Regions from separate parts of the Homo sapiens genome. Here region 1 is linked to region 2. The links are chromatin loops, found by intact Hi-C in ENCODE. Cell type or tissue: adrenal gland. All regions are shown on one strand.

Evidence for each region. Peaks named below come from ENCODE experiments on the same cell type or tissue, not always from the same donor. Only the 100,000 strongest peaks of a DNase experiment are listed, where the experiment ranks them.
Region 1: a loop joins it to region 2, with 2.1 times the contacts of the local background. A loop is called at or near these places in 28 of 110 quality-filtered maps.

What each region holds. Positions count from the first base shown.
Region 1 is chr7:6,043,080-6,048,079 of GRCh38, reverse strand. EIF2AK1 (eukaryotic translation initiation factor 2 alpha kinase 1) reads left to right here. Exons shown (of 15, transcript NM_014413.4): 5 at 989-1,088; 6 at 1,929-2,009; 7 at 3,419-3,518. It also overlaps the pseudogene RN7SL851P. Among named protein-coding and RNA genes, the nearest start is that of EIF2AK1, 14 kb to the left of the region's middle. In adrenal gland, no CTCF peak of the experiment used is centred here; no DNase peak of the experiment used is centred here.
Region 2 is chr7:5,995,152-6,000,151 of GRCh38, reverse strand. It overlaps PMS2 (PMS1 homolog 2, mismatch repair system component), which reads left to right. Exons shown (of 15, transcript NM_000535.7): 6 at 877-1,044; 7 at 2,729-2,826; 8 at 4,519-4,618. Among named protein-coding and RNA genes, the nearest start is that of PMS2, 11 kb to the left of the region's middle. In adrenal gland, a CTCF peak has its summit at 2,751 (motif pointing left); no DNase peak of the experiment used is centred here; H3K27ac peaks cover 1,302 bases.

The DNA.
Region 1 (5,000 bases), 48 kb before region 2:
GCACTCTACATTAAAATAAAAATCTAATTGGTCTACATCATTAAGAAATTTAAGAAGCTGCTTATGGTGGTGCATACCCAGTCCCAGCTACTTGGGAGGCTGAGGCAAGACGACTGCTTGAGCCCAGGAGTCCTGGGCTGTAGTGCACTATGCCAGTCTGGTGTCCACATTAAGTCTGGCATCAGTATGGTGACCTTGATCTCCCAGGAGCAAGGGACCACCAGGTTGCCTAAGGAGGAGTGAACTAGCCCAGGTTGGAAACAGAGCAGGTCAGTACTCTGGTGCTGCTCAGTAGCAGGATCACACCTGTGAATAGCCACTGCAATCTAGCCTGGGCAACACAGCAAGACCCTGTCTTAGAAGAAAAATAAATAAAAAAGAAATTTCAGTAATTTTTTTTTTTTTTTGAGACAGAGTCTTGCTCTGTCACCCAGGCTGGAGTGCAGTGGCATAATCTCGGCTCACTGCAATCTCTGCCTCCTGGGTTCAAGCAATTCTCCTGCATCAGCCTCCGGAGTAGCTGGGATTACAGGCACCCGCCACCACACCCGGCTAATTTTTGAATTATTACTAGAGACGGGGTTTTACCATGTTGGCCAGGCTGGTCTTGAACTCCTGACCTCATGATCTGCCCTCCTCGGCCTCCCAAAGTGCTGGGATTACAGGCGTGAGCCACCATGCCCAGCTGAAATTTCAGTAAATTTATTTCTGAGCTTAGCTAACCAACTGCTGGCTGTTAGTGATTCTTAGGATTTCTGCTGTACAACATCGGTAATAATTTCTACTTGGAATACCCGTTACTGGTAAAACACCTGATTTTGTTTTCTTCATAGGGATGAAAAATTTCATTTTAGCCCATCCTTTCCAAATCAGCACAGCTTAGTGATACATGAGGTTTGTGAGGTTAGTAATCCTGTGAGCATGAGGTATCCTAGAACATTTTGATTCTCTCATGTTTTAATATTGATTGTTTGTATTTAACTTTCAGATCAAGGGAAGTAGCCTTGGAAGCACAAACTTCACGTTACTTAAATGAATTTGAAGAACTTGCCATCTTAGGAAAAGGTGGATACGGAAGAGTATACAAGGTTGTCTTCCACGTACTTGTTTTGACCTACTACCCTAAATAATTGTGTTTTCAGATATTGTTTTCATTATTCTTTTATTTATTTATTTTTTTGAGATGGAGTCTCGCTCTGTCGCCAGGCTGGAGTGCGCGGCGCAATCTCAGCTCACTGCAACCTCTGACTCCCTGGTTCAAGCGATTCTTCTGCCTCAGCCTCCCGAGTAGCTGGGATTACAGGCATGTGCTACTACACCCAGCTAATTTTTGTATTTTTAATAGAGACGGGGTTTCACCGTGTTGGCCAGGATGGTCTTGATCTCCTGACCTCGTGATCCACCCACCTCGGCCTTCCAAAGTGCTGGCATTACAGGCATAAGCCACCGTGCTCGGCCTGTTTTCATTATTATTATATAATGTACTCAAAGGAAAATTCCAAGAAATCTTGTATATTTACTTTTCTTTAACATTTGTCATGTACAGGGAAGTGGGCAGTTTGTAATGTTTTTCTAACCGTGTTGATTGTTTACATGGATTTTGGAAACTTTGAATTTTTGACCTATAGTTAATTTTAATTAAAAAATGTGTTACCAAAAAAAGTTGTACTACTGTGTTTTGAGCTAACATACACCTTTTGCTAACATTCCCGTTCTTCAGCCTAGAGCTTCTTAGGAGCTAGACTTCCAACACTATCTGAAAAGCTCTTAGTCCGGCTGACTTCCCTGAACATAGTAAGGAGACATGTCTTTAGCTATATTTTACCTCTTTGGCTAGTTTGGATTGTCTAAGCTCAGATTAAAAGAACCTCTTTATTCAGTTAAAGTTTAATGACACAATATACTTTGTCTTTTTTTCTACTTTTCAGGTCAGGAATAAATTAGATGGTCAGTATTATGCAATAAAAAAAATCCTGATTAAGGGTGCAACTAAAACAGTTTGCATGAAGGTATGATTTTTAAAAATTACTTATTTTGAATAATTGTGTATTTAGTTCTTTTTGAAAGAGTTATACATGTATATGTGTATATTTGGCAAAAGTAGGCGGTGTGGATTTCCAGTTTACTAGGAATGGGGTTATAGTAAAGTACCAAAATTAAATTATTATTATTTTTTGTTTTGAGATGGAGTTTCACTCTTTTGGCCAGGTTGGAGTAAAGTGGCGTGATCTCGGCTCACTGCAGCCTCCGCCCCGCAGGGTTCAAGGATTCTCCTTCCTCCCAAGTAGCTGGGATTACAGGCATCTGCCACCATGCCTGGCTAATTTATATATATATATATATATAATTTTTAAAATATGTTAACTTCTTAAAATAAATGATCGATATATAATATAGCTAGTTATGAAAAAACAGGAGCCCAGTTCCAGGTCAGTCTTCTCCCTGACATGCTGTGTGGTTCTGGACGAGTTGTCCAGTCCTCTGAGCCACTTCTGTCACCTGCCCTGAAATAGTAGTGACGGTAGTGATTTTACTTACCTTGGAGGACTGGGGTAGGAATCAAAAGAGAGAATGGTGATAAGTGTGCCATAAAAAGTATAAAATGCCCTATAAATATGTTATTTAGTTGCTATAACAATTGCCATTTGTTTCTTAAAAATATTTCCATTATATTGGCCAGGTGCAGTGGCTCACGCCTGTAATCCCAGCACTTTGGGAGGCGAAGGCAGGCAGATCACTTGAGGCCAGGAGTGTGAGACCAGCCTGGCCAACATAGCACAACCCTGTCTCTACTAAAAACACAAAAATTAGCTGGGTGTGGTAGTGCATGCTTGTAATCCCAGCTGCTCGGGAGGCTGAGGCACAGGAATGACTTGAACCCAGCAAAGTGATTGCAGTGAGCCAAGATGGCATCACTTCACTCCAGCCTGGGCAACAGAGTGAGACTCTGTCTCAAAAAAAAAAAAAAAATTTCTATTATTTTAACATAGTGTAGATGCCTTGTACAGAGGAGTTTTCATTACAGATGGTCCTCCATCTTATGATGGGATTATGTCCTGATAAACCCATCATAAATTGAAAATATTGTAAATTGGAGATGCATTTTAATATGCATAACCTACCGAACATTATAGCTTACCCTGCCTACCTTAAATGTGCTTCGAACACTTACATTACTCAATAGTTGGACAGAATCATCTAGCACAAAGCATATTTTATAATAAAATACCATATATCTCATGCACCGCATACTGCAAGCTGGAGAAAAGATCAAAATTCAAAGTATGTCAAAAATTGTGATGTCTTCATACCATTGTAAGTCAGGGGCCATCTGTATTTTGCTCTGGAACAAGAAGTATTGCATAAACATTTAACAAGTTATCAGCAAAAGGCAGATCTACTTCCATTTCTTTTCTAGGTCCTACGGGAAGTGAAGGTGCTGGCAGGTCTTCAGCACCCCAATATTGTTGGCTATCACACCGCGTGGATAGAACATGTTCATGTGATTCAGCCACGAGGTAAGCCGTTTTTGATGGTATGGTAGTTGAAGCGTTGGCAAACTTTAGCCCGTGCACCAAATCTGGCCTGCCTTTGTTTTTGTACATACCACAAGCTGAGAATGGTTTTTACATATTTTTTTTTGAGACGGAGTCTCACTCTGTCGCCCAGGCTGCTCCGCCTCCTGGGTTCACACCATTCTTCTGCCTCAGCCTCCTGAGTAGCTGGGGCTACAGGTGCCCGCCACCACGGCCAGCTAACTTTTTTTTTTGGTATTTTTTAGTAGAGACAGGGTTTCACCGTGTTAGCCAGGATGGTCTCGATCTCCTGACCTCGTGATTCGCCCGCCTCGGCCTCCCAAAGTGCTGAGATTACAGGCATGAGCCACCGCGCCTGGTTGGTTTTTACATTTTTAAATAGTTAAACAAAATCAGAAGATTTTGTGAAAATTATGTGAAATTATTTTTTTCTTTTCTTTTTTTTGAGACAGAGTCTCGCTCTGTCACCCAGGCTGGAGTGTAGTGGCGCGATCTTTGCTCACTGCAACCTCTGCCTCCTGGGCTTAAGTGATTCTTCTGCCTCAGCCTCCCGAGTAGCTGGGATTACAGGTGTGTGCCGCCACGCCTGGCTAATTTTTGTATTTTTAGTACAGACAGGGTTTCACCATGTTGCCCAAGCTAGTCTTGAACTCCTGACCTCAAGTGATCCACCTGCCTCGGCCTCCCAGAGTGCTGGGACTATAGGCATGAGCCTCTGTGCCTGGCCCAAAATTTAAATATCAATAAATAAAATTTATTAGAACACAGGCTCTTCATTTATATATTGTCTATGGCTGCTTTTTAAATTTAAAGTTAGCTGGGGGCAGTGTGGCTCATGGCTGTAATCCCAACACTTTGGGAGGCCGAGGCAGGAGGATCACAAGGTCAGGAGTTCGAGACCAGCCTGGCCAATATGGTGAAACCCCATCTCTAATAAAAATACAAAAATGAGGTGGGCATGGTGGTGAGCACCTGTAGTCCCGGCTACTCGGGAGGCTGAGGCAGCAGAATCACTTGAACCCGGGAGGTGGAGGTTGCAGTGAGCCAAGATCGTGCCAATGCATTCCACCCTGGGCAACAGAGCGAGACTGCCTCAAAAAAAAAATTACATTAAATTTTGTTTTAAAAATAGAGATGAGGAATCTCACTATATTGTGCATGCTGTTCTTAAACACCTGAGCTCAAGTGATCCTCGAGCCTCGGCCTCCCAAAGAGTTGGGATTACAGGCATGAGCCACTGGGCCTATGGCTGCTTTTATACCATAACAGAATTGTTCAGTTACAGCAGAGTCCCAGAGGGCCCTAAAACCTAAAATATTTACTGTCAAGTCCTCTGTGCTGTTTGCTGACCCCTCGTATAGTTGCATGGCTTTGTTTTTACGGTTCCTAACACGTGCCATTTGAATAAACTTTTTGTATTTTGCCAGAAGGTCATGACATTTTTAGACTTGTAGTCTCATTTGA
Region 2 (5,000 bases):
CCTCCCGCCTCAGCCTCCCAAAGTGCTGGGATTACAGGTGTGAACCATCATGCCTGGCCCTATAACTGACTTTTTACTTAGCATATTGTGATTGTCTTTTTTAGTCGGTGCACACTGCCTTATTTGTTGTCATTCTGCTGCGCTATGGCTATACCATAATTAATCAACTCCTCAATGATGCTTGCTTAGGTTGTTTCTGTTTGTTCATAGAGATTGTTTCAGTGAACATTTTTGTGTATCTCTTTGCATACCAAAATGCTTGTGCCAGTGTTTCTATTATACGAAGATACATTTCAAAAGGAGAGATTATAAAATCAAACACAATGTACGTTTCAGTTTTTTAATTTTCATTTTTAGAGATAGGGCCTCACTCTGTCACCGAGGCTGGAGTGCAGTGGTGCAATCATGGCTCACTGCAGCCTTGAACTCCTAGGCTCAAGCGATCCTCCCACCTCAGCCTCCTCAGTAGCTGTGACTACAGGCACATGCCATGACGCCCGGCTAATTTTTTTTTTAAATTTTTTGTAGAGACAGGGTCTTGCTGTGTTGCCCAGGCTGGTCTTGAACTCCTGGTCTCAAGTGATCCTCCTGCCCTCAGCCTCCTGAGTAGCTGGGATTACAGGCTGTACTTTTTAGTTGTTTTACCAGGATGCATGGCACATTGGGAAGTGAGAGGACTGTGACCAGGAGCCAAAAGCTCTGCGTTCCTTTCTGTAGAATATAGGAAGACACCTCTTTACAGATCATTCTGTCAACAGTGCTTCCCTTGATTTGTGCGATGATGTGAGAACCTTGCGTTGGATGTTGTAACTTGAGCTGTGTAATTCCTATAATATTAAAGTAATGTAGAATATTGTGTTTGTGTTTTTTAAACAGGAGTATGCCAAAATGGTCCAGGTCTTACATGCATACTGTATCATTTCAGCAGGCATCCGTGTAAGTTGCACCAATCAGCTTGGACAAGGAAAACGACAGCCTGTGGTATGCACAGGTGGAAGCCCCAGCATAAAGGAAAATATCGGCTCTGTGTTTGGGCAGAAGCAGGTAGTGATGGCCGGTTACTTCAACGCCTCTTATTGCTCTAGTGATTATAGCGGGTTTCCATTGTCCCTTCCAGTAGAATGGAGAATAAAATCTTAGAATTGATTTTTTTTTTTTTTTTGAGAGGGAGTCTCGCACTGCTGCCCAGGCTGGAGTGCAGTGGTGTTGTCTTGGCTCACTGCAACCTCCGCCTCCCAGATTCAAGCAATTCTCCTGCCTCAGCCTCCCGAGTAGTGGGATTACAAGCATGCTCCACTACGCCAGGCTAATTTTTTGTATCTTTAGTAGAGACGGGGTTTCACCGTGTTGGCCAGGCTGGTCTCGAATTCCTGACCTCGTGATCCACCAGCCTCGGCCTCCCAAAGTGCTGGGATTACAGGTGTGAGCCACCAAGCCCGGCCGGTTTTTTTTTTTTTTGAGCTGGAGTCTTGCTCTGTTGCCCAGGTTGGAGTGCAGTGGCGCCATCTTGGCTCACTGCAACCTCTGCCTCCCGCGTTGAAGCAATTCTCCTACCTTAGCCTCCTGAGTAGCTGGGATTACAGGCACATGCCACCAGGCCCAGCTAATTTTTTGTATTTTTAGTAGAGATGGGGTTTCATCTTGTTGGCCAGACTGGCCTCGAACTCCTGACCTCTAGTGATCCGCCTGCCTCGGCCTCCCAAAGTGCTGGGATTACAGACGTGAGCCACTGCGCCCAGATTAAGAATTGATTTTTAAAGTGCCTATCACAAGGCCCGGCGCAGTGGCTCACGTCTGTAATCCCAGCACTTTGGGAGGCTGAGGTGGGCGGATCACGAGGTCAGGAGTTTGAGACCAGCCTGATCAATATGGTGAAACCCCATCTCTACTAAAAATACAAAAATTATCTGTTCGTGGTGGCAGGCACCTGTAATCCCAGCTACTCAGGAGGCTGAGGCAGGAGAGTCGCTGGAACCCGGGAGATGGAGGTTGCAGTGAGCTGAGATTGCACCACTGCACTGCAGCCTGGGCGAGAGAGCAAGACACCATCCCAGGAAAAAAAAAAAAAAAAAAACAAAGTACCTATCACAAAAATTGATGTTTGAGAGCTGAATGTGTTTCATTTTATTCTTCCAGAGACACTCGTATACTGCGTCTTTTCACTCTCTCTCTGAAAAAAATATAAGTTATTGTGGGCAATGTGTGGGTTCTGAATAAGTAGGTACTTGTTTCATCTTTCTTATATCATAAAATCAAAATTGTTGTTCCCACGGCTCACACATGTAATCCCAGCACTCTGGGAGAGGAAACTGTTGGGATTATGTGTTTGAACCACCCGGCCAACAATTTTGAGGTGGGAGAATCGCTTGAGCCCAGGAATTTAAGACCAGCTTGGATAACACGGCAAGATCCCATCTCTACAAAAAAATTAAAAAATTAGCCAGGTGTGGTGGTGTGCACCTGTAGTCCCAGCTACTCACTCGACAGGCTGACGCAGGAGGATTGCTTGAACCCACGAGTTTGACATTGCAGTGAGGTATGATTGAGCCATTGTACTCCAGCCTGGGCAATAGAGGGAGACCCTGTCTCAAAAAACAAAACAAAACAAAAGATTCTTTTAATTTTTTTTGCGCTTGTAATGTCAATAGCTTGACTAAGAAAGAAAACAGATTAAGTCCACTCTGTCTTTATTAGGAAGTAACTGTGAATTTTTTTTTTTTTTTTTCAGTTGCAAAGCCTCATTCCTTTTGTTCAGCTGCCCCCTAGTGACTCCGTGTGTGAAGAGTACGGTTTGAGCTGTTCCGATGCTCTGCATAATCTTTTTTAGTAAGTAGATTGCTGGCAAGAGAACTACAATTGAACATTTTATCCTGAGAGCTTTTTTTTTAAAGATAGTGATTCTAAGGCTAATAGTTTCGTGTCTTTTTTTTTTTTTCTTGAGACGGAGTCTTGCTTTGTTGCCCAGGCTGGAGTGCAATGGTGCTATCTTGGCTCACTGCAACCTCTACCTCCTGAGTTCAAGCAATTCTCCTGCCTCAGCCTCCTGAGTAGCTGGGATTACAGGCACGTGCCACCACACCCGGCTAATTTTGTATTTTTAGTAGAGACGGGGTTTCACCATGTTGGCCAGGCTGGTCTCGAACTCCTGACCTCAGATGATCCGCCCACCTTGGTGTCCCAAAGTGCTGGGATTACAGGCATGAGCCACCACGCCTGGCTAGGGATAATAGTTTTTTATGTCCTTTATAAAACTGTGAGCAATGCTGTGGCTAAGAAAGATGATTTATACAAAGGAGTCAGTTGCTTAATTCAAACCATGTTTTGAGTAAGTGGTATATTTCAGGTGGTTTTCTGTTGAGCAGGTCTTCTTTAAGGCTCTGTTTAGTTAGACTAACTTGTAAATTATTTTATCATTTTAAATGATTTTGACTTTCCTGGCATCTGATGAAGGCAGTTCAGTGTCATTACTTTTCGTATAAGAAAATAGACACTTCCATAAATAGGATTGGTCCTGTAAAGATATCTATCTATCTGTGTGTATATATATATATATATATATATTTTTTTTTTTTTTAGCTTTGAGATGGAGTCTTGCTTTGTTGCCTAGGCTGCAGTGCAGTGCCGTGATCTTGGCTCACTGCAACCTCTGCCTCCCTGCAACCTCTGCCTCCCAGGTTCAAGCGATACTCCTGCCTCAGCCTTCCGAGAAGCTGGGACTACAGGTGTTCACCACCATGCCCGGCTGATTTTTTGTATTTTTAGTGGAGACGGGGTTTCGCCATGTTGCCCAGGCTGGTCTTGAACTCCTGACCTCAGGTGATCCACCCACCTTGGCCTCTCAAGGCTCTGGAATTACAGGCATGAGCCACCACACCCAGCCTAAGATCTGTATTTCTTTTTGTTTGTTTGTTTGTTGCCTTGAGATCTATATTTCTTACTCTTCCTCCACTTGCTTTTGGCTTATGCCTGAAATGGTAAACATGGAGCTTTATGTCTTTATGTGAAGGTGGTGTTCTTCTGGAAATGCCGGTATCCCTGGGGTGGGTCTCATGTGAAGCAAGCGCTTTACCAAGACATGAGATATAAGCGTCCTACCCGGGAGGTTTTGAAAGGGGAGGGAATGTGGGCAAAATTCTGAGCACAAGTGGTTAGACTTCATTGACAAACCAGGGGTGGCAGCACGGAGGTTCTGAGAATGCATTTGAAGCGAGACCCACTTACAGAGGCTGAGGATTTATCAGGAAGGGTAAGGAGAGCTGCAACACATCAGTTTTGGACGCACTGCATCACCTGTGGTGCATTGGTTGACTGTAGGAGCTTTAGAATATTCCAGAAGGTTTGGTTCTTTGATGACTCATCAAGATTTGGAGCACAGATACCCGTGAACTGCAATAGTGATCCTTATCAGCATGTCACCTGGTGTTTTGTTTTCATTTCACTTTAAGAATGTGCCATGTGATCGTATTTCTAATCCCTTTCACTCTGGAATCCTGCCCTTACCATATTAATGTTGAATAGCATCTCAGGTTTCATTTCACAATGCACGCATGGAGTTGGAAGGAGTTCAACAGACAGACAGTTTTTCTTTATCAACCGGCGGCCTTGTGACCCAGCAAAGGTATTTAAAATTTTTTTGTGTTAGTTTGTTCTTTATGCCTTTGACTTTTAATTGATAACTTTTTTCTGATAATAGGCAGTTTACGTGGAGCTCGGGACTTTGAGAAACATGGCTTTAACATTATCTTATTTTGTGCATTTACAGAAGTCTACCGCAGATGGCCCCCAGCTTCAGATGTTTCAACTGAAGACTTTTCTGTCCGGGCGCAGTGGCTCATGCCTGTAATCCCAGCACTTTGGGAGGCCGAGGCGGGTGGATTGCCTGAGGCCAGGAGTTCGAGACCAGCCTGGCCAACATGACAAAACCCCGTCTCTACTAAAATACAAAAAATAACCAGGCATGGTGTTCCACGCCTGTAATCCCAGCTACATGGGAGGCTGAG